3 separate regions of the Homo sapiens genome follow, and all the other regions are linked to region 1. A link is a loop called in an ENCODE intact Hi-C map of the cell type or tissue named here. Cell type or tissue: mammary epithelial cell. All regions are shown on one strand. Region 1 has its middle 190 kb from the start of LINC01846. Region 2 has its middle 110 kb from the start of RIOK2. Region 3 overlaps LINC02234 (long intergenic non-protein coding RNA 2234).

Region 1 (8,000 bases):
ATTTCTGTGAAGAGTGTTATTTGTATTTTGATAGGGATTACATAGAATCTGCAATTGTTTTGGGTAGAATTGTTGTTTTAGCAATATTAGTTCTTCCATTTCATAAGCTGGGCATATCTTTCCATTTTTTTGTGTTTTTTTCAATTTCTTTTATCAGTATTCTATAGTTTTCCAAGAGGAAAAACTTATTTATAAAAATAAATCTTTCATCTCCAGTTAAATTGATTCCTGGGTATTATATATTTTTGTATCTATTGTAATTAAGATTGCTTGCATTATTTCTTTTGTGGATTATTTGCTGTTGGTGTATATAAATGTCAGTGATTTTTGTTTGTTGATTATTTTATCCTGAAACTTTACTAAATTCATTGGTCAGTTCTAACAATTTCTTGGTGGAGTCTTCAGATTTTTCCAAATGTAAGATCATGCCACCTGTATGCAAGGCTAATTTGAATTCTTCTCTTTCTGACTTGGATGCCCCTCCCCACTTTTTAATTGTTCTGTCCCAAACTTCTGGTATTATGTTGAATAAAAGTGGTGAAAGTCGGTAGGCATCCTTGTCTTATTCGAGATCTTAGAGATAAGGCTTTCAATATTTCCCCATTCAGTATGATGCTGGATGTGGGTTTGTCACATATATGGCCTTTATTATTTTAAGATATATTTCTTCTATACTATATTTTACATATGTATTTATATATACATACATGTACACACTATATATGCTATATCTATATTATTTTAGGGTATTTGCTGCAAAAGTAATTGTGGTTTCTACTATTAAAGGTAACTAAAGGTAAGTAATTGCAAAACTGCAATTACTTTTGCACAGAAGAATATATTCCTTCTAAGGTATATTCCTTTGTTGAGGGTTTTTATCATAAAGCAGGGAGCTAAATTTTATCAAATGCTTTCTCAGCATTCTACAGAAATGATCATATGGTTTTTGTTCTTTGTTCTTTTAATGCAATGTGTCATATTTATTGATTTGCCTATGTTGAAACATCCTTGCATCCCTGGGATGAATCCTATTTGATCATATTGAAAGACCTTTTTAATGTATTTCTGAATTCAGTTAGCTAGTAGTTTATTGAGGACTTTTGCATCTGTGTTCATCAGTGATATTGGCCTGTATTTTTCTTTTTGTTGTGTCTTTGTCTGGTTTTGGTATCAGGGTAATGCTGGCCTCACAGAATGAGTCTGAAAGTATTCATTCCTCCTCACTTTTTTTTTTTTTTTTGAAGAGTTTGAGTAGAATTGATATTAGTTATCCTTTAAACATTTGGTAGAATTCAGCAGTGAAGACAACAAGTCCTGGGATTTTCTTTGATGGGTGACATTTTCTTATGACTTCAATTTATTGATTTGTTGAGGTTTTCTATTTCTTCATGGTTTAGTTTTGGTAGTTTATATGTGTCCAGGAATACATTCAATTCTTCTAGGTTTTTCAACGTATTGGTATACTGTTTTTCATAATAGTCTGTAATAATTCTTTATATTTCTATAATCTCAGTGGTTATGTCCCCTTTTAATTTCTAATTTTATTTATTTGGGTCTTCTCTTTTATTCTTAGCTGAGCTAAAGTTTTGCCTATTTTTTTTCCAAAAATCTATGTGTTTCATCCATCTTCTGTTTCTTTGATCTAACTTTTTGTTTCATTGATTTTGTTTTTTTTTAGTTGCAATGTTATTTATTTCTGTCCTGATCTTTATTATTTCTTTTCTCCTACTAATTTTATGTTTGCTTTGTTCTTGCTTTTCTAGTCCTTCAAGGTGCATCATTAGTTTACTTGAGTTTTTTCAACTTCTTTTTGATATAGGCATTTATTGCTACAAACTTTGCTCTTAGTACGCTTTTGCTGTATCCCATAGATTTTGAAATGTACTTACATTTTTATTTGTTTCAAAAGAGTTTTATATTTTCTTCTTAGTTTATTCACTGACCATATTGGTCATTTAGGAGCATGTCAATATCCATGTGTTTGTGTACTATCTGAGCTTCCTCTTTTTATTGATTTCTAGTATTATTCCACTGTGGTCAGAAAGATATTTGATTTTGTTTCTAACTTTTTGAACTTGTTGAAACTTGTTTTGTGGCCTAAAATATCATCTATTCTGGAGAATATCCCATGTGCTGATGAAAATAATGTATATTCATCAGCAGTTGGATCAACTGTTCTGTAAATGTCAGTTAGGCCTTTTTATTTTAGTATAGTTTAATGTCAATGGTTTTTTGGATTTTCTTTCTAGATGATCTGTTCATTACTAAGAGTAGGGGTGTTAAAGTTTCCTACTAGTATATTATTATATTGCAGTCTATCTATCCCTTTAGATATATTAATGTTTGCTTTATATACTTGGGTACTCTGCTGTTGAGTGCATAGATATTTACAATTGTTATCTTCCATTCTGTATTGACTCTTTTATCTTTATAAGACCTTCTTTGTCTCTTTTTACAGTCTTTTCTGGTCATCTATTTTATCTCATGTAAGTATAGCAACTGCTGCTCTTTTTGGTTTCCATTCACATGAAATATCTTTTTTTTCCTACACTTTCAATCTAGGTGTGATTTTATAGGTGAGGTTTCCTATAGGCAGAATTTAGTTGGATCTTGCTTTTTTATTCATTTAGTCACTCTATATTTTTAATTGGAAAATTGAGTCCATTTACATTCAGCATTATTATTGATAAGTAAGGCCTTACTACTGCCATTTCATTGCTTGTTTTCTGGTTGTGTTGTAGCTCCTCTCTCTCTTTCTTCCTGTCATCTTTTGTTGTTAATTGATTTTTTTACTTGTAGTATGTTTTAATTTGTTGATTTTTACTTTTAATGTATCTATTATAGGTTTTTGCATTGTGGTTACCATGAAGCTTATGTGAAATATCTTATAGATATAACAAATTATTTTAAAGAGATGACAACTTGTATTAGATAACACAAAAAAGAGTAAAAACAAGCAAACAAATAAAAAACTAAAAACAATCTTTATATTTTGACTCTATCATCCCACATTTTGATTTTGGTTGTCTCAATTTACATTTTTTATTGCCTATCTCTTAAGTTTCTGGAGCTAATATTATTTTATATGTATTTATCTTTTAGGCTTCATGCTAGAGTTATGGGTGGATTGCACACTAAAATTACAGAATTGGAGTATTCTGGGGATGATTTTGTACTTAATTTTACCAGTGGATTTTGTACCTTTAAATATTTTCTTTTTTCGCATTAGTATTTTTTTTTTGTTCAGATTGAAGAGTTCCCTTTACCATTTTTTGTGAGGTAAGTCTGGTGGTGATGAATTCTCTTAGCTTTTGTTTGCCTAGGAAAGACTTTGTGACTCCTTATTTGAATGATAGCTTTGCTGGATAAAGTGTTTTTGAATGGCAGGTTTTGTTTTTTGTTTTTTGTTTTTTGTTTTCTTTTCAACACTTTGAAAATATTCTGCTCCCTCCTGGCCTGTGTGGTTTCCACTGAGAAGTCTGTCATCAGATGATTGGCATTTCTTTACATGTTGTTTGCTTTTTTTCTCCTGCTGCTTTTTAGGATCCTCTCATTGTCTTTGGCCTTCGAGAGTTTAATTATTATATGTCTTGGCGTAGTCCTATTTGATGTTCTCTGTCCTTCCTATACGTGAACTTTTATTTCTTTCTCAAGTTTTGGAAACTTTTCTGTTATTATTTTTTGAGTAAGTGTTCTACCTTGTTCTTTTGCTCAGCTGCCTTTTGAATACTAGTAATTCTTAGATTTTGTCTTTTGAGGTAATTTTCTATATCTTATAGGTAGTCTTTATTCCTTTTGACTTTATTTTTTTGTTATTTCTCCTGTGACTGTGTACTTCTAAACAGCCTGTCTTTGGGAGCACTGATTCTTTCCTCTGCTTGGTACATTCTGCTGTAAAGAGCCTTCAATGAATTTTTGAATTCAGCAAATGTGTTTCTCAGTTCCAAGATTTTTGTTTGATCTTTTGTTATTATTTCAATCTCCTTGTAAAATTTATCTGATAAATTTATAAATTGCTTTTATGTGTTATCTTGGAGAGCACTAAGTTTCTTTCAAACTCCTATTTTGAATTATTGGACAGAGAGCTCATGTAACAGTCTTGTTAGGGTCAGTCACTGGTTCCTTGCTTTGTCTGTTTGGAGAGGTCATGGTTTCCTTTTCGCTGTTTTTTTTTTGTGTGTGTGTGTGTGAATGTACATCTATGTCTTTGCATTTAACAGTTATTCATTCCAGTTTTCTCTGCCTGGCTTGTTTTGGTTTTTATTGGCTATGTTTACTTAGAGATTCTTCATAATTTACCTGTTGAATTTCTTATACTTTTTTCCGCTAGGTCAGTGCCTCCTTTTCAGCACTAGATGGCACTTTAAGCCCATGTTTGCCTTTGCTCTAGCAAATTATCAGAGACTGATCATCAGAAATAGGGGAGGTCCCAAAGGGGATATCCTGGCAGTGTGGAACGGCTGGCTGTAATTTGTGCTCAGGGGCCCCGTGGAATGTACCTCCTACAGCATGGTACTGCTAAGCAGCCACTCCGATTTGGCATGTCATTTGGCTGAATTACAGAGCAGTTTCTAGCATTCAGGATGTTAGTCCTGCCTCTCTACTTTGTCTTTGGCTGTCCTCAGAGATGTTTCTCCTTTTAGGCACTCACCATGCTTCCCACAGTTTGAGGTAGGGACAGGTCTCCTGTCAGGGAACATAAGAAAGTAGAGAAGCTGACTGTCAACCTCAGTCTCACTTTCTCCAGTGTGGAAACTGAGAGTCAATCAACATTTTCCACATACTTGGGGCAGGGCAGATTCCAGGGAGGGGTGTCATTGTCATGAATATATGGCTCTCTTACCGTCTGCTGGAGTTTTTTTTACTTCTCTTTGGCTCCAGGAACTGATTCATCCTCATATTTGTGTTCTAGGATATTGCTGGTGATCATCTTGGTGCTATATATTTGTTTTTGGTTTTCTGTAAAAGGGAGCGAAGCCAGCTTGTTTCTATGCCACCATTTTCGAATTGGAATTATGACTATAGGGCACCACAGTCTTGAACTCCTGGGCTCAAGTGATCTTTTTTTTTTTTTGTCTGATATATTTTAAAAAATTTTTTATTTTATTATTATTACACTTTAAGTTTTAGGGTACATGTGCACAATGTGCAGGTTAGTTACATATGTATACATGTGCCATGCTGGTGTGCTGCACCCATTAACTCGTCATTTAGCATTAGGTATATCTCCTAATGCTATCCCACCCCCTTCACCCTACCCCACAACAGTCCCCGGTGTGTGATGTTCCCCTTCCTGTGTCCATGTGTTCTCATTGTTCAATTCCCACCTATGAGTGAGAACATGTGGTGTTTGGTTTTTTGTTCCTGCGATAGTTTACTGAGAATGATGATTTCCAATTTCATCCATGTCCCTACAAAGGACATGAACTCATCATTTTTTATGGCTGCATAGTATTCCATGGTGTATATGTGCCACATTTTCTTAATCTAGCCTATCATTGTTGGACATTTGGGTTGGTTCCAAGTCTTTCCTATTGTGAATAGTGCCGCAATAAACATACGTGTGCATGAGTCCTTATAGCAGCATGATTTATAGTCTTTTGGGTATATACCCAGTAATGGGATGGCTGGGTCAAATGGTATTTCTAGTTCTAGATCTCTGAGAAATCGCCACACTGACTTCCACAATGGTTGAACTAGTTTACAGTCCCACCAACAGTGTAAAAGTGTTCCTATTTCTCCACATCCTCTCCAGCACCTGTTGTTTCCTGACTTTTGAATGATCGCCATTCTAACTGGTGTGAGATGATATCTCATTGTGGTTTTAATTTGCATTTCTCTGATGGCCGGTGATGGTGAGCATTTTTTCATGTGTTTTTTGGCTGCATAAATGTCTTCTTTTGAGAAGTGTCTGTTCATGTCCTTTGCCCATTTTTTGATGGGGTTGTTTGCTTTTTCCCTTATAAATTTGTTTGAGTTCATCGTAGATTCTGGATATTAGCCCTTTGTCAGATGAGTAGGTTGCGAAAATTTTCTCCCATTTTGTAGGTTGCCTGTTCACTCTGATGGTAGTTTCTTTTGCTGTGCAGAGGCTCTTTAATTTAATTAGATCCCATTTGTCAATTTTGGCTTTTGTTGCCATTGCTTTTGGTGTTTTAGACATGAAGTCCTTACCCATGCCTATGTTCTGAATGGTAATGCCTAGGTTTTCTTCTAGGGTTTTTGTGGTTTTAGGTCTAACATGTAAGTCTTTAATCCTTCTTGAATTAATTTTTGTATAAGGTGTAAGGAAGGGATCCAGTTTCAGCTTTCTACATATGGCTAGCCAGTTTTCCCAGCACCATTTATTAAATAGGGAATCCTTTCCCCATTGTTTGTTTTTCTCAGGTTTGTCAAAGATCAGATAGTTGTAGATATGTGGTGTTATTTCTGGGTGCTCTGTTCTGTTCCATTGATCTATATCTCTGTTTTGTTACCAGTATCATGCTGTTTTGCTTACTGTAGCCTTGTAGTATAGTTTGAAGTCAGGTAGTGTGATGCCTCCAGCTTTGTTCTTTTGGCTTAGGATTGACTTGGTGATGCGGGCTGCTTTTTGGTTCCATATGAACTTTAAAGTAGTTTTTTCCAGTTCTGTGAAGAAAGTCATTGGTATCTTGATGGGGATGGCATTGAATCTATAAATTCCCTTGGGCAGTATGGCCATTTTCATGATATTGACTCTTCCTACCCATGAGCATGGAATGTTCTTCCATTTCTTTGTATCCTCTTTTATTTCATTGAGCAGTGGTTTGTAGTTCTCCTTGAAGAGATCCTTCATGTCCCTTGTAAGTTGGATTCCTAGGTATTTTATTCTCTTTGAAGCAATTGTGAATGGGAGTTCACTCCTGATTTGGCTCTCTGTTTGTCTGTTATTGGTGTATAAGAATACTTGTGATTTTTGTACATTGATTTTGTATCCTGAGACTTTGCTGAAGTTGCTTATCAGCTTAAGGAGATTTGGGCTGAGACAATGGGGTTTTCTAGATGTACAATCATGTCATCTGCCAACAGGGACAATTTGACTTCCTCTTTTCCTAATTGAATACCCTTTATTTCCTTCTCCTGCCTAATTGCCCTGGCCAGAACTTCCAACACTATGTTGAATAGGAGTGGTGAGAGAGGGCATCCCTGTCTTGTGTCAGTTTTCCAAGGGAATGCTTCCAGTTTTTGCCCATTCAGTATGATATTGGCTGTGGGTTTGTCATAGATAGCTCTTATTATTTTGAGATACGTCCCATCAATACCTAATTTATTGAGAGTTTTTAGCATGAAGGGTTGTTGAATTTTGTCAAAGGCCTTTCCTGCATCTATTGAGATAATCATGTGGTTTTTGTCTTTGGTTCTGTTTATATGCTGGATTACATTTATTGATTTGCATATGTTGAACCAGCCTTGCATCCCAGGGATGAAACCCACTTGATCATGGTGGATAAGCTTTTTGATGTGCTGCTGGATTCGTTTTGCCAGTATTTTATTGAGGATTTTTGCATCAATGTTCATCAAGGATATTGGTCTAAAACTCTCTTTTTTGGTTGTATCTCTGCCCGGCTTTGGTATCAGGATGATGCTGGCCTCATAAAATGAGTTAGGGAGGATTCCCTCTTTTTCTATTGATTGGGATAGTTTCAGAAGGAATGGTACCAGTTCCTCCTTGTACCTCTGGTAGAATTCGGCTGTGAATCCATCTGGTCCTGGACTCTTTTTGGTTGGTAAGCTGTTGATTATTGCCACAATTTCAGAGCCTGTTATTGGTCTATTCAGAGATTCAACTTCTTCTTGGTTTAGTCTTGGGAGGGTGTATGTGTCGAGAAATTTATCCATTTCTTCTAGATTTTCTAGTTTATTTGCGTAGAGGTGTTTGTAGTATTCTCTGATGGTAGTTTGTATTTCTGTGGGATCGGTGGTGATATCCCCTTTATCATTTTTTATTGCGTCTATTTGATTTTTCTCTCTTTTCTTCT
Region 2 (8,000 bases), 1.1 Mb after region 1:
GGCTCCGGCCACACAGGAGTCCACGGAGGGGGTGGGAGGCTCAGGCATGGTGGGCTGCAGGTCCCGAGCCCTGCCTCACGGGAAGGCAGCTAAGGCCCAGCGAGGAATCAAGCACAGCACTGGTGGGCTGGCACTGCTGGGGGACCCAGTACACCCTCCGCAGCCGCTGCCCTGGGTGCTAAGCCCCTTATTGCCTGGGGCCGGCAGGGCCGGCCGGCTGCTCCAAGTGCAGGGCCCGCCAAACCCATGCCCAGCTGGAACTCCAGCTGGCCCGCAAGTGCCGCGTGCAGCCCCGGTTCCCACTCACGCCTCTCCCTCCACACTTCCCTGCAAGCTGAGGGAGCCGGCTCCGGCCTTGGCCAGCCCAGAAAGGGGCTCCCACAGTGCAGCGGTGAGCTGAAGGGCTCCTCGAGTGCTGCCAAAGTGGTAGCCCAGGCAGAGGAGGCACCGAGAGCGAGCGAGGGCTCTGAGGACTGCCAGCACGCTGTCACCTCTCAATACCACACATCTACAACCATCTGATCTTTGACAAACCTGACAAAAACAAAAAATGGGGAAAGGATTCCCTATTTAATAAATGGTGCTGGGAAAACTGGCTAGCCATATGTAGAAAGCTGAAACTGGATCCCTTCCTTATACCTTATACAAAAATTAATTCAAGATGGATTAAAGACTTAAACGTTAGACCTAAAACCATAAAAACCCTAGAAGAAAACCTAGGCAATACCATTTAGGACATAGGCATGGGCAAGGACTGCATGTCTAAAACAGCAAAAGCAATGGCAACAAAAGCCACAATTGACAAATGGGATCTAATTAAACTCAAGAGTTTCTGCACAGCAAAAGAAACTACCATCAGAGTGAACAGGCAACCTACAGAATGGGAGAAAAGTTTTGCAACCTACTCATCTGACAAAGGGCTACTATCCAGAATCTACAAAGAACTCAAACAAATTTACAAGAAAAAAACAAACAACCTCATCAAAAAGTGGGCAAAGGACATGAACAGACACTTCTCAAAAGAAGACATTTATGCAGCCAAAAGACACATGAAAAAATGCTCGTCATCACTGGCCATCAGAGAAATGCAAATCAAAACCACAATGAGATACCATCTCACAGCAGTCAGAACACCGATCATTCAACAGTCAGGAAACAACAGGTGCTGGAGAGGATGTGGAGAAATAGGAACACTTTTACACTGTCGGTGGGACTGTAAACTAGTTCATCCATTGTGGAAGACAGTGTGGTGATTCCTCAAGGATCTAGAACTAGAAATACCATTTGACCCAGCCATCCCATTACTGGGTATATACTCAAAGGATTATAAATCATGTTGCTATAAAGACACATGCACATGTATGTTTACTGCAGCACTATTCACAATAGCAAAGACTTGGAACCAACCCAAATGTCCATCAATGATAGACTGGAATAAGAAAATGTGGCACATATACACCATGGAATACTATGCAGCCATAAAAAAGGATGAGTTCATGTCGTTTGTAGGGACATGGATGAAGCTGGAAACCATCATTCTCAGCAAACTGTCACAAAGAAAAAAAAACAAACACTGCATGTTCTCACTGATAGGTGGGAATTGAACAATGAGAACACATGGACACAGGAAGGGGAACATCACATGCTGGGGCCTGTCGTGGGGTAGGGGGAGGAGGGAGGGCATAGCATTAGGGGATATACCTAATGTAAATGACGAGTTAATGGGTGCAGGACACCAACATGGCAACCTACCCTACAACTTAAAGTATAATAAAAAATAAAAAAATAAAAAATAAAATAAAATCAATTATGACAAACAAGCTTTTCTGATCCAAAAAAATTAAATCTAATTGATATTTCCTTAATTTCATTTTTTTTAAAATTTAAAATTTGAAATGAAAATATCACTTTAAATCTGATAGTATTGATATAGGAGTTAAGAAGGAATTACTTAGGCTAATAGCAAGAGCATGAGAGCCCTCGGTAAGGCTTTTCTTTTTTTTTTTTTTTTTTTAATGAAAAGCAGCCCCACATCATTTTCTGTAAAATCAGCCTGTAAAATCAGGCTGCAGACACAGATAAGCAAGCTGGGAGCTTGCCTGGGTCAAGGCCAGCAGCAACTAGGGACTAGACATGTTCAAAATGGCGGCTTCATCTTCCTTCTTCTTTGTCAGCCAAGAGTATAGTAAAGAGCAGACAAGATGGCACTGATCAACTGGAAAGTCCATTTGCATAATAATATTAGGGTGGGGCCACCAGCCTTCCCTGTGCACTATGTAGACATCATATCTGATAGAACCAATCTGTGAGCCCTACATACATCAGACACCATCGTCTCCAGCCTGCCTATAAAATTTGCTGCAGTCCGCTTCTCTCCTCTCCCCTTTCTTGTGTCTATCATTTCCACTCCTTAACCCACCCACATGTGTCCGTGTCCTGAATTCTTTCTCAGCACACAACAATAAACCCCCAGGTATATATCCCATGGTATATACCTGCTGCTTGGTCGTATGGTTGCTTCAGTATTAAATACCAGGGCCAGGCATGGTGGCTCACGCCTGTAATCCCAGTACTTTGGGAGGCCAAGGCAGGCGGATCTCGAGGTCAGGAGTTCGAGACCAGCCTGGCCAACATAGTGAAACCCCGCTCTACTAAAAATACAGAAACAACCTGGGTGTGGTGGCATGCACCTATAACCCAAGCTACTTGGGAGGCTGAGGTAGGAGAATTGCTTGAACCCGGGAGGCAGAGGTTGCAGTGAACCGAGATCATGCCACTGCACTCCAGCCTGGGCGACAGAACAAGACTGTCTAAAAATATAAAAAATGAAAATAAAGAGCTTATGTATTAGACAGACAAAAGAGGCATAGCAACATGGCCAAATTCTCTAGCGATCACCCCCCTGCAGGAACACCAAATTGAACAACTATCTACACAAGAAAGCATCCTCATAAGAACCAAAAAAAAAAAAAAGTGAGTGATTACTGTACCTGCTTTTAACAAAATATCAAGGAAAGAGGCATTAAAGAAGGTAGGAAAGGCAGTCTTGCATTGCCTATACCACCCTTCCATCATTTCGTGGCAGTACAGTCCAGATAATTACTATGCTTTGGGAAACCAGAGTGAAGTCAGTGTTGAACTTTGCATTGGAACTCAGTGCTACCTGTCATAGCAAAACACAATGCAAGGCAGAGAGCTTTGCTGGTATCGACAGGAAACATTTAGACCAGCCCTGGGCCGGAGGGAAACTCTCAGCCCCAGCAGGAGGAACCCAGATCACAGCTGGTTCCACCACTGGCTGACTAAAGTGACCTAGGGCCTGGAATAAAACTGAGTGGCCATCTGGCGAAAAGGACTACTGTCCTTGGGCAAGGCCTGGTGCTGCACTAGTCTCAGAGGCAATAAGACTTGGGGTGCATGTGACCCAGTGTTATACCAGCTGTGGCAGGTAAGAGAATAAAACTGAGTGGCCATCTGCCCAAAGGACTACAGTCCTTGGGCAAGGCCTGGTGCTGCACTAATCTCAGAGGCAATGGGACTTGGGGTGCATGTGACCAAGTGTAACACCAGCTGTGGCAGCTAAGAGATTACTCATGTCACCCCTCCCAGAACTCTTGGCAGTGCAGCTTGGGGAGAGATTCCTACTTGGGGAAAAGAGAGGGAAGAATACAGAGGACTTAAGTCTTAGAAGTTGGGTACTAGCTTAGCCACAGTAAAATAAACATCAAGAAGAGCCCTAAAGCTCCTGACTCTAGGCCCTAGCTCCTGAACAGCATTTATACACCGACCCTGGGCCAGAGGAGAACTTGCTAACCTGAAGGGAAAGACACAAGCCTGGCTAGACTCATCACCTCCTGACTAAAGTGCCCTTGGCCCTTGATAAACATCAGCTTTAGCCAGGCAATAGTGACCACAGACCTTTAGCAAGACCCAGTCCTGGGCTGGTTATAAGTTGGACCCAACAGGGTCCCAGTCATGGTGGCTATAGGTGTGCTTTTGACACCCCTTCCCCAACCCCAGGCAGTTCAGCACAGGGACTTCATTTGTTTGGGGGAAAGCAAGGGAAGAGAACAGGAGTCTCTGCCTGATAATCCAGTGAATTCTCTCAGATCTTATCCAAACCACCACCAAAGCGGTACCACTAGGAGTCTCTGTGACTCTTGTCACAGAGGCACCTCTGTGACTCTTGTAGAGTCACAGCGTTACTGGGCTTGGGGTGCGCCCTAATGTAGATATGGCTGCACTGACCAAAATCTTAGATCACAACACTCAATTCGCTTTGAATACTTGGAAAGCCTTCCTAATATGGGTGGGTGCAAACAAGTCCAAACTGCAAACATTGTAATAAACACCTAGCTCTTCAATGCCTAGACATCAATTAATGTCCACAAAGATCAAGAGCATCCAAGAAAACATGACCTCACCAAACAGACTAAAGAGTGACAGAGATATACGAATTTTCAGACAGGGAATTCAAAATAGCCGTCTTGAGGAAGCTAAACAAACTCCAAGATAACACAGACAAGGAATTCAGAATTCTATCAGAGAAATTTAACAAAGAGTAATTGATTTTTTAAAATATCAAGCAGAAATTTGGGAGCTTAAAAATTAAATTGACAAATTGAAAAATAAACACAAAGTCTTTAGCGAGCAGAATTGATCAAGCAGAAGAAAGAATTAGTAAACCTGAAGATAGGCTGTATGAAAATACAGTCAGAGAAGACAGAAAAGAGAAGAAAGCATACCTACAAGATCTAGAAAACAGCCTCAAAGGGTCAAATCTAAGAGTTGTTGGCCTTAAAGAGGAAGGAGAGAGAGAGAGAGACAGAGACAGAGACAGAGAGAGAGAAGTTTATTCAGAGAAATAGTAACAGGGCTTAGGATTGACTTGGCGATGCGGGCTCTTTTTTAGTTCCATATGAACTTTAAAGTAGTTTTTTCCAATTCTGTGAAGAAAGTCATTGGGTGCTTGATGGGGATGGCATTGAATCTGTAAATTACCTTGGGCAGTATGGCCATTTTCACGATATTGATTCTTCCTACCCATGAGCATGGAATGTTCTTCCACTTGTTTGTATCCTCTTTTATTTCCTTGAGCAGTAGTTTGTAGTTCTCCTTGAAGAGGTCCTTCACATCCCTTGTAAGTTGGATTCCTAGGTATTTTATTCTCTTTGAAGCAATTGTGAATGGGAGTTCACTCATGATTTGGCTCTCTGTTTGTCTGTTGTTGGTGTATAAGAATGCTTGTGATTTTTGTACATTGATTTTGTATCCTGAGACTTTGTGGAAGTTGCTTATCAGCTTAAGGAGATTTTAGGCTGAGACGATGGGGTTTTCTAGATATACAATCATGTCATCTGCAAACAGGGACAATGTGACTTCCTCTTTTCCTAATTGAATACCCTTTATTTCCTTCTCCTGCCTAATTGCCCTGGCCAGAACTTCCAACACTATGTTGAATAGGAGTGGTGAGAGACGGCATCCCTGTCTTGTGCCAGTTTTCAAAGGGAATGCTTCCAGTTTTTGCCCATTCAGTATGATATTGGCTGTGGGTTTGTCATAGATAGCTCTTATTATTTTGAAATACATCCCATCAATACCTAATTTATTGAGAGTTTTTACCATGAAGGGCTGTTGAATTTTGTCAAAGGCCTTTTCTGCATCTATTGAGATAATCATGTGGTTTTTGTCTTTGGTTCTGTTTATATGCTGGACTACATTTACTGATTTGCGTATATTGAACCAGCCTTGCATCCCAGGGATGAAGCCCACTTGATCATGGTGGCTAAGCTTTTTGATGTGCTGCCGGATTCGGTTTGCCAGTATTTTATTGAGGATTTTTGCATCAATGTTCATCAAGGATATTGGTCTAAAATTCTCTTTTTTGATTGTGTCTCTGCCCGACTTTGGTATCATCACACTACCTGACTTCAAACTATACTACAAGGCTACAGTAACCAAAACAGCATGGTACTGGTACCAAAACAGAGATATACATCAATGGAACAGAACAGAGCCCTCAGAAATAATGCCACATATCTACAACTATCTGATCTTTGACAAACCTGACAAAAACAAGAAATGGGGAAAGGATTCCCTATTTAATAAATGGTGCTGGGAAAACTGGCTAGCCATATGTAGAAAGCTGAAACTGGATCCCTTCCTTACACCTTATACAAAAATCAATTCAAGATGGATTAAAGACTTAAACGTTAGACCTAAAACCATAAAAACCCTAGAAGAAAACCTAGGCATTACCATTCAGGACATAGGCATGGGCAAGGACTTCATGTCTAAAACACCAAAAGCAATGGCAACAAAAGCCAAAATTGACAAATGGGATCTAATTAAACTCAAGAGTTTCTGCACAGCAAAAGAAACTACCATCAGAGTGAACAGGCAACCTACAAAATGGGAGAAAATTTTCGCAACCTACTCATCTGACAAAGGGCTAATATCCAGAATCTACAATGAACTCAAACAAATTTACAAGAAAAAAACAAACAACCCCATCAAAAAGTGGGCAAAGGACATGAACAGACACTTCTCAAAAGAAGACATTTATGCAGCCAAAAAACACATGAAAAAATGCTTACCATCACTGGCCATCAGAGAAATGCAAATCAAAACCACAGTGAGATACCATCTCACACCAGTTAGAATGGCAATCATTCAAAAGTCAGGAAACAACAGGTGCTGGAGAGGATGTGGAGAAATAGGAACACTTTTACACTGTTGGTAGGACTGTAAACTAGTTCAACCATTGTGGAAGTCAGTGTGGCGATTCCTCAGGGATCTAGAACTAGAAATACCATTTGACCCAGCCATCCCATTACTGGGTATATACCCAAAAGACTATAAATCATGCTGCTATAAAGACACATGCACACGTATGTTTATTGCGGCATTATTCACAATAGCAAAGACTTGGAACCAACCCAAATGTCCAACAATGATAGACTGGATTAAGAAAATGTGGCACATATACACCATGGAATACTATGCAGCCATAAAAAATGATGAGTTCATGTCTTTTGTAGGGACACGGATGAAATTGGAAATCATCATTCTCAGTAAACTATCACAAGAACAAAAAACCAAACACCGCATATTCTCACTCATAGGTGGGAATTGAACAATGAGAACACATGGACACAGGAAGGGGAACATCACACTCTGGGGACTGTTGTGGGGTGGGGGGAGGGGGGAGGGATGGCATTGGGAGATATACCTAATGCTAGATGACGAGTTAGTGGGTGCAGTGCACCAGCATGGCACATGTATACATATGTAACTAACCGGCACATTGTGCACATGTACCCTAAAATTTAAAGTATAATAATAATAAATAAAAAAAAGAAATAATAACAGGGAACTTTTCAAACACAGAGAAAGATAAGAATACCCAGGTACAAGAAGGTCACAGAATACCAATAAGATTCAACCCAAAAAAGATGATTTCAAGGTATATAATAATCAGACTCTCAAAGGGCAAGGATAAAGAAAGAATCCTAAAAGCCACAAGAGAAAAGAAGCAAATAACATATGAAGGAGCTCTGATATGTCTGGCAGCAGACTTCTCAGCAGAAGCCTTACCAGCTAGGACAGAGTGAAATGACATATTCAAAGTGCTGAAGGAAAACAAACTCAACCTAGAATAATATATCCAGCAAAATTATCCTTCAAACATGAAGGAGAAATAAATACTTTCACAGAAAACAAAAGCTGAGAGATTTTGTCAAATATCAGATCTGTCTTACAAAAAATACTAAAGGGAATTCTTCAATCTGAAAGAAAAAGATGTGAATAAACAATAAGAAATCCTCTAAAGGTATAAAACTAAATCACTGATAATAATAAGTACACAGACAAATATGGAATACTTTAAAACTATAATTGCAGTGTGTAAAATACTGATATTTAGTAGGAAGACTAAAAGACAAACCTACCAAAAATTAGTAACTACAACTTTTTAAGAGATTGACAATATAAAAATACAT
Region 3 (8,000 bases), 470 kb after region 1:
ACAAATTCATAGTATTCTAAAAATGTTTCACAATGTATCATTTCAAAAGCAGATGCAAAAGTGATAACATAGATGTAAATTTGTATCACTCCTTTTGTCAGAAAAAAAACAAATTCTTAAAAATACTGTCTATGGATATTTCTGAGTAATGCTCATGGAAGCTCTGAGGTAAATGAATTTTGGTTTCGAAACCAAAAAGTCTTCTGTAATATGCTTTTTCAAAATCTGTGACTGTTAACTACATAGGAGAAATTACATTAAAAATGAAAAGGTTATTTAACAAGCTAGTGAGTGTCTTTTTTTTTTTCTGATGAAGTCTGTCTTTTGGGAACACTGCAGGGCAAACAAACTTCTGATTGATTAATGACTGATCCAATAAAATTAATACACTCCTGTAAGTTACATGAAACACAGGTCCAAGGAACAGATGGTTGAATATATCTGTAGAGCCACACTGACAAACTGCAGATAAAGACCTAATGAAACTATTAAAATAAATTTATATATGTCAAACATCTGTTCTTTTATAGCTAGTACAATAAGTAACAGAACAGAAATGGAATCAATTTTGTCCCCAAAATAATTGTTGCATTGTTTAAATTTTGACATTGGCCAGATGTTTAAAGGTGGTCTCTTGATTAACATATATAAATATACAGGATTATTCCTTTTGCAAAAGCTTAAATAAAAGAATGAGAACAAAAGGTGGTAGCTAACTTTTCTCATCTATATATTTCTCAAATACTCAGTGTTATATTTTATATGTATTACCCACAAAGCAGTAACAGTTTTGTCTACTTACCACATTAAAAACATTTCATCTTTTGCAGCACTGACTTTACCACTCTTTATGCTGTTGACTTGCAGGCATCAGTGTCTATTGGTGGATATCAATTTTAGTCCATATGGTCAAAGATAGGTGATAGATTGTTTTAAAATCCTAAATGGATTCAAGAGAGATTTGTTGTCAAAGGAAAGATAAAAATTTAGTGTAATTGTATGTTTCCACAGTGCTGTCACTTTTCACAATCTCTTTAAAAACTCCTATTAATTTATGTGAATTTTAAAGTATAATAAAAGAATGTCTCACTAAATGTGTTGATGAGTACAATTGAAATATATTACGGAATTTTATCCAAATGTATTATAATTTTCTATAATAATGTGAATTTGGTTAGGAAGAAGCAATTAGAGTATATTCAGAATATTTACAACATAGTTCATTATTTGTTTTTTTACATTAGGTGATTAGTTATGCCTCGTGACACCTATTATATCTATTCTATCAAATTTTGAGGGGCAGATATTAAGCTGCCTAGCTACAGCCTTCAGTTGATATATTTTCTAGGATAGTAAACCTAATTAGCATGATGCTAAGAGATTATCAAAAGCTTTTCTATTTTACTAATGACTAAAATTTAGCTCTTTTCCACGCTGATAATAAATTCAAAATGGCAAAATAATGTATACATTGTCCTATTAATGAGATACAATCACAAGCAACTGATTTCCAAAAGTGTCAAATTCTGTTTAATATTATTCCAATATATCTACAATTTACTAGAGTTAATTTTATAATATAATATTTTGGAATACAATTTTGATAGAGGTCTAAATAATTTAATAATTAAAAAAATTTAGAATGTATAGGCAATTTTTTAAAAAGTGGTGTTTCTACTTTTCATACTGTTCTACAGAAAGAATAACTTTCTAAAACAGCCTAAGAGTATAGGCAACAATATTCAGTGTGACAAATATGAAAGATATATTTTGATGACAAATCAACATCTCTCATTGTACTTGTTAGCCATTTTTCAATACTGCACATGTCATGCAAATACCATGAGACCACACTATATAACACACACATCAATAAATAAAGGAAATGTGGAGATTGATTTGATTTTTATTTTTAGTTTACTCTGCTCAAAAATATTTTCCTCTGAAATATGAGATAAAAATAAATAAATAAATACATCCAAAACTTTCTCTTTAAACTGTTAGTATAAATCTATAATTTTTAGAAAGGGAGAAAAATTAGTAAGTTAATTTCTATGTAAAATAAATATTTAAATACCCTAAAAATTAAAACAGAGTAACTTTAAATTGGTATATTCTGTTATTTTTCAAGATACCCTATTTTTTTCTGGATTTTTAAAGAAAGAATAAATTGTGAATAACTTTAGAGTTATAGCATATTATTGTACACCTTTTTAATGCAAATGAAACATCTTTGTGTAGTGTAACTAATATTAAAAGGCAATCATTTAATTAAATTCTATATTCCTTTAAATTTCTAAATAAATATGGATTTTCTATATAATGAGAAACAAAATTTCAAAATATATTTTTCTTAGATTTTTCAATCTTATTAAAATACTTACTGTTACAAATTCACAAATAATACCTTAAAATAGCTTGCAATTTTAAAATACTCATTCATTACCCTGTTAATGATCTGGAGCGCACTGACTAGATATAAAGATTATATATTTAAATACTGCTATTCCTAAATAGGTTAAAGGCACATTTTTGATGATTTAACCAAATAAAAAAAGGAAACTAAGCAATTCAGAATTATAAATAACATTTTAGTGCTCTTTGCTCTGTATCTTTCTGTTTGTCTGATTAAAGCTTTGTATAGCTAACCATCTGAATAAACAGAATATGTATGACTAATGTCAATATGTCAGTCATGAATAAAACAAAGCACCAATAAATATATTCACTGAACTATTACGAAGCTCATATAAGATAATGTACATGAAAGCACTTCGGAAACTGTGAAGCAGTACATAAACGTAAGGTGTTATTATCATTATTATGTACTTCTGACTGTACACGAGAAGAATAGCAGTCAAATCTATTGTAAAACTGCATTCTTAGAAGACAATGAACTTAATATTCTAAAGCTGATTCACAGGTGGACTTTTGTATTTGAAACACTAGACAAAATGAGCAATCTGAAAAAAAAAACATTCTGATAAAACTCACAGACATCCCAGAAACTCTCTCTTATTGAAAAGAACACGTGTCTTTATTTTGTTACAGTATAATGGGAGTTTTTACATGTCTTTTTCAATGCTTTTATAGAGTTAAAAAAGAGTCAAAGATAGGGAATCAGAAATTGAAATCTGGCCCCAATTTTACTCTAGTTTACTACATGATTACAAGAAGACTTAATCTCTCAGACTTCAGTTTTTACATTATAAATGTGTCTAAAATGGCTTTCTCAGAAGGCTTGATAAAATAAAACATTTGAATACCATCCACTAATCTGATGTGTAATATGTTTAAGTATAAATATTTAAAATAATCTTTAAAAATTTCCCCCTCCTTACCAGCCTGTTATGAACTAATGTTACCTTAGCGTGTATTCACCAAATATTTTGGGCACATTGTCTCCCACTTGCTCACACATGGCATCCCACCCTACAAACATTTCCCCAAACTATTTCTGGAAATCTTCCCCGGCATCTTGTTTGGCAGCAATGGAAATGCATAGATCTGACCACTCATGAGTTTTCAATAACCAGACACTTTTCTATGTTCCTCTGGTCAGGACACTCTCCCATACCTCACAGCATATTTTTCCGTGCTCCATTTTCTTAAACCATTGAATCAACCACTTCCCATCTAACTTTTAGTGGATGATATTTTGTCTGACTTTGCAAAGAAAATAGAGACAGAAGAAGGGTGAGTAAAGTTAACAAGATTGCATGCTACACTTTAAAATAGCTATGAGAGGATTTTGTTCTTACCACAAAGAAATGAGTGTTTGCAATTTTAAAAATGCTAAATACCTGGATTTGATCATCCCACAATGTATATATGTATCAAAACATCTCACTTTACTCCAAAATATTTACAATTATTATGTCTTTATTTAAAAAAATAAAAAGGAAACTAATACTACTTTCTTTTTCTTGTACTGCCCTTTTCTCCTTCTCCTGGCTTAGAATGAAGTATTTGTCACTCTTATGTGAGTGTAATCTTTCTACCTGCACTTTAGAGCAGTGTTCCTCAAATTATCTTTAAACAACCAAAAATTTTAAAATTCTCAATCAATACAAGCTGACATTTTTATTAGATTCAACTAATACAAAATGACTGTGTAAAATTAGTATAAAAGTTTCTGAATGCTTATTTTCAATTTCTGTACCTCACCTCACAAATCAGTAACAGTTGATGAATCAAGACCAGTTCTTGGACCTGACTTGAGTAGCATTTATTAGTGTGCAGCACCTCTCATCTTTTTAGGGCCATTGAAGTATGAATTATCCCCTCTTCTGCATCCTTCTCCTCGTGTGTTGGCTTCCTCATTCACATTTAAGCATGCTTATGTTTCTTCTCCCTTCAAGCTACCATTCTATAGCTCAGCTGTACTTTTCATCTAACAGTTTTAAAGAGTAATCTGCAGTAACCATAGGGTTGCCCTCTTCTCTACCTCACTCCTAAGCTTACTGCTGTCTGGCTTCCATCTCAATTGTGCCACTGGAACTACTCTTGCCAAACAAATAATCAGGGATTTTTTTTTTCCCCTGAGACATTTGGCAATGGCTGAAGACATTTTGTCACAACCGAGGCATACTACTGGCATCTAGTGGGTAGAGGCCAAGGAAGCTGCTAAACATCCCACAATGGACAGAACAGTTCCTCAAAATAAAGAATTACCGAGTCCAAAATGTGCTGAGGTTGAGACACTGTTTTAAAAGCAAGTGCCACATTTCAATCCTAATATATCTTGACATCTTCCAGGATTCGACACTGTCAAATAATCTGTAATTCCAGATTCAGGGGCAGCATCCAATCGGCTGAGTTCAAGTCATTCACCTAGGCTCTAGCTGACGAGCAACTGAGAGAAAGAATATCTGCTCCCCTTTGCTCCTATGTTTTCTTTCCATCTAGAGATTCCCCTCTAATTTGTATTCAGATGATAGATAAAAGAAATGATGAAGGTTGACTATAGTGTCCCAAACCAACTATGCATTTCCTCAAACCTTCCATGCTTAACTCACTGACATGGCCCAAAACCAGAGTTGCCACACCAAACCTGCCTCTTTTTCTTTTATTTTTTTTTCTCTTCTTCCTCCCTACCATCTAATTACCAAGTCATGCTCACTCCACTTGCTATTATCTCAAATCTACTCATTCCTCTTCATCTCAATCTCCAATATCATTGTCAATAAGAAGGCTGAAGAAACAAGCTTCAAAAATGGGCAGAAACCAAGGGCCTCTGAGTCTGGAATGAGTGACCCACAGAAGCAGGAGATGGAATAGAAGTCATTCCAGCACTGACAGTGGCAGAAGTGGCTCCCAGCATCTTGTGGCTGTGGTGCTGGGTTATCCAGTCTCAGTGAGACTCCTTGTGTTACATGAGTATTTATGAATCATCATTTTGCTCCTATACTCTTATTAAAGCATCCTGTATCCTGATTTCTTGCTTTTAACCTCCCCACAAAACATTCTCAAAACTGCATTCAGAGTTGTCTTTCTAAAATACAAATCTAACCAATTCATCTCTTTTCATTAAAACCATTCAACGGCTTCTAATTCTCCTGTGGATAAAGGCAACCTCCTTATTAAGCTTTGTCCAGCTTTGTGATCCAGCACCTGACTCCTTCTCTGTTCTCAACTTTGATTCTTTAGATTCGACATATGTGTGAGATCATACAGTATTTGCTTTCTGTGCCTGCTTATTTAACGTAGCATAATGCCTTCTAGGTTCATCCATGTTAATGCAAATGATAGGAATTCCTTCTTTTTAAAGATTTAATAGTTTTCCATTTTTATTCATTCATCTGTTGACAGACACTTAGATGGGTTCCATATCTTGGCTACTGTGAATAATGCTGCAGTGAATGTGGAAGTGCACATATCTTGAGATAGTGATGTTATTTGCTTTGGATACGTACCCAGGAGTGGGATTGCTGGATCATGTAGTGGCTCTTTTTTTAATTTTTTGAAGAACCTTAATACTACTTTCCCTAATGGCTGTACCAATTAATAGTCTCACAGTGTATAAGGGTTCCCTTTTCTCCACATCCTTGCCAACACTACTTGCTCCTTCTATGTTATCAAAGAATACACAGTCCTCTCTTTATACTTTTATGTTATATTGTATGTACACATTTTATTTATCTGTATTCCTTCTCCCTTTATGGAGAGATAAACCCTTTCAGAGCATACATTTAATATGTTGTATTCATTGCTTTATCTCTTGTCCCTAGTTTATCACTGGGCACATGGGAGGTGCTGAATAACTAGTTTATGCGACAATAATGCCTGGATTCTGTTTCCTCCCAGTGCTGCTCCTTCTTTCCTGCCAAGGTCTTTCTTCCCTTGTACCTTGTCATGGTCTCCTTGCTTACCATGGATTCCCCAAGAATAACACTACCTTTCCCAGGGCATACTTTGCCCATTTTTACCCAAAGCAAAGCATGAAGGTTAGGAGTCACAAAACTTTGCTACGTTCCCTCAATTCTTTGCTGAACCTGAGTCACACTGGCTCTTATGGAAATGGTGAAAATGCCTCTCTTCCTGGTACAGTCAAACAAGTCCCAGAATCCAGGCTTGGAGTACATGCTGTTCCTTCTATTTCTGTCTGTCTTCCACTCCCACCTTTTATTTTGCCTCAAACAATATCTTCAGAAAACATTCTTCTCACATATCTATCCCATGCCCTCCATATAAACTATCTATATAAATGAACACCAGCTTCCAGCTTACACTGAACCAGGACTATCTCTAAGAAAGAATATATACAATTATAGCTTGCTCATATTCTTTGATTGTTATAAAATGTCCTCAATGGAAGAATCAGAAATACACACTCAGTTGAGTAAAAGTTAAAATGTAGGTATAGCACATAGAAGCAATATTATTTTTCACATCTTTTGCACACACTAAACTTCCATTTCCATTTATAAGAATCACTTACATTGGAAGAATGGACCCTCAGCCGACTATAGGGGTCCTTAACCCAAATGTAAAAATGTAATAGATATGTTGGCTCTTGGAAATAACCAAAGAAAGAACATTTTAATAAAAATAAATAACAAAGTTTCTAATAGTGTATACAATAAATAAAGCATTTTTATGATAAAGTATCACTTCCATGTCACTCACTCGAGAATGTTCACTAATTCTGTATTCTTAAAGCAGAAGTAAAAAGCCAAGATGGGAGCCAGAATTTATGATTGTTATCTACCATGTAACCTCAATATTTAATTTATAATATGAAGAACTCTAATTTTTCTATCATAAGAGGACATTTATAGAATTTTAGTCCTAAATTTTCAGGAAAAAGAAATGATAGCTTTCAATATTTAATTGTTGTTATTTACAAATATTGCTCCCACTCACAAGTACTAGAAGGGAAATTATTTCCATAAGAGATGTAAATTATCTGTAAATATCTTTATCCATAATGGCACATCAAATCATGAGAGACTAGTAAATCATTTGTCGAGGCACACACAATAATCATATTGAAGAAAAACTCTTCAACGTTCATACTTCATGCAAATTTATTCCCACACTCTAGCTAGATCTTCTATCTGTTCATCTGCTTGCATGTGTTGCAGGATTGCTGTTCACCATCTACTTTCATGTCTGTGTATAATTTTCACATTGTTCTGGAATTTACTGAACTATTAAATTTATAGTTCTGACTCATCTGTACAACTTGGGAAAATTTTTGAGACAGAAGCCAATTCTCCGTGGATATGTTCCTTCTTCACTTTATGTACTACTCTTAGTTTCTCTTAATCTTTTTCCTGCTGAACTGTATCTTCCTGATTATCATGCTATCTCAAAAGCAAAGGAGTATGTTTCAGATGTTTTTATGTAAAGAGAGAGACTAGCATTCTTATCCATTAAAAATCATTTTTGTGTTTATAAACCAAAGTTGTGTTTTCCTCCCTCTCTCCCTTTCTTCCTTCCTTCCTTTCTCCTTCTCACTCTCCCTTCTTCCCTTCTTTTTTCTTCTCTCTGTGTGT

Evidence for each region. Hi-C counts contacts between places; a loop is a spot of excess contacts. Peaks named below come from ENCODE experiments on the same cell type or tissue, not always from the same donor. Only the 100,000 strongest peaks of a DNase experiment are listed, where the experiment ranks them.
Region 2: it touches region 1 in a loop (22-fold over the local background); 6 of 110 quality-filtered maps call a loop at or near these places.
Region 3: a loop joins it to region 1, with 20 times the contacts of the local background. A loop is called at or near these places in 2 of 110 quality-filtered maps.

The regions. Positions count from the first base shown.
Region 1 is chr5:98,346,248-98,354,247 of GRCh38, reverse strand. No RefSeq gene overlaps it. Among named protein-coding and RNA genes, the nearest start is that of LINC01846, 190 kb to the right of the region's middle. RefSeq lists a silencer at 4,309-4,603. In mammary epithelial cell, a CTCF peak has its summit at 4,355 (motif pointing right); a DNase peak (open chromatin) is centred at 4,737; H3K27ac peaks cover 564 bases.
Region 2 is chr5:97,293,464-97,301,463 of GRCh38, reverse strand. No RefSeq gene overlaps it. Among named protein-coding and RNA genes, the nearest start is that of RIOK2, 110 kb to the right of the region's middle. RefSeq lists enhancers at 3,439-3,498, 3,509-3,558, 3,599-3,718. In mammary epithelial cell, a CTCF peak has its summit at 4,187; no DNase peak of the experiment used is centred here.
Region 3 is chr5:97,874,370-97,882,369 of GRCh38, reverse strand. LINC02234 (long intergenic non-protein coding RNA 2234) reads right to left here. Exons shown (of 3, transcript NR_146299.1): 2 at 803-940. Among named protein-coding and RNA genes, the nearest start is that of LINC02234, 38 kb to the right of the region's middle. In mammary epithelial cell, a CTCF peak has its summit at 4,616 (motif pointing left); no DNase peak of the experiment used is centred here.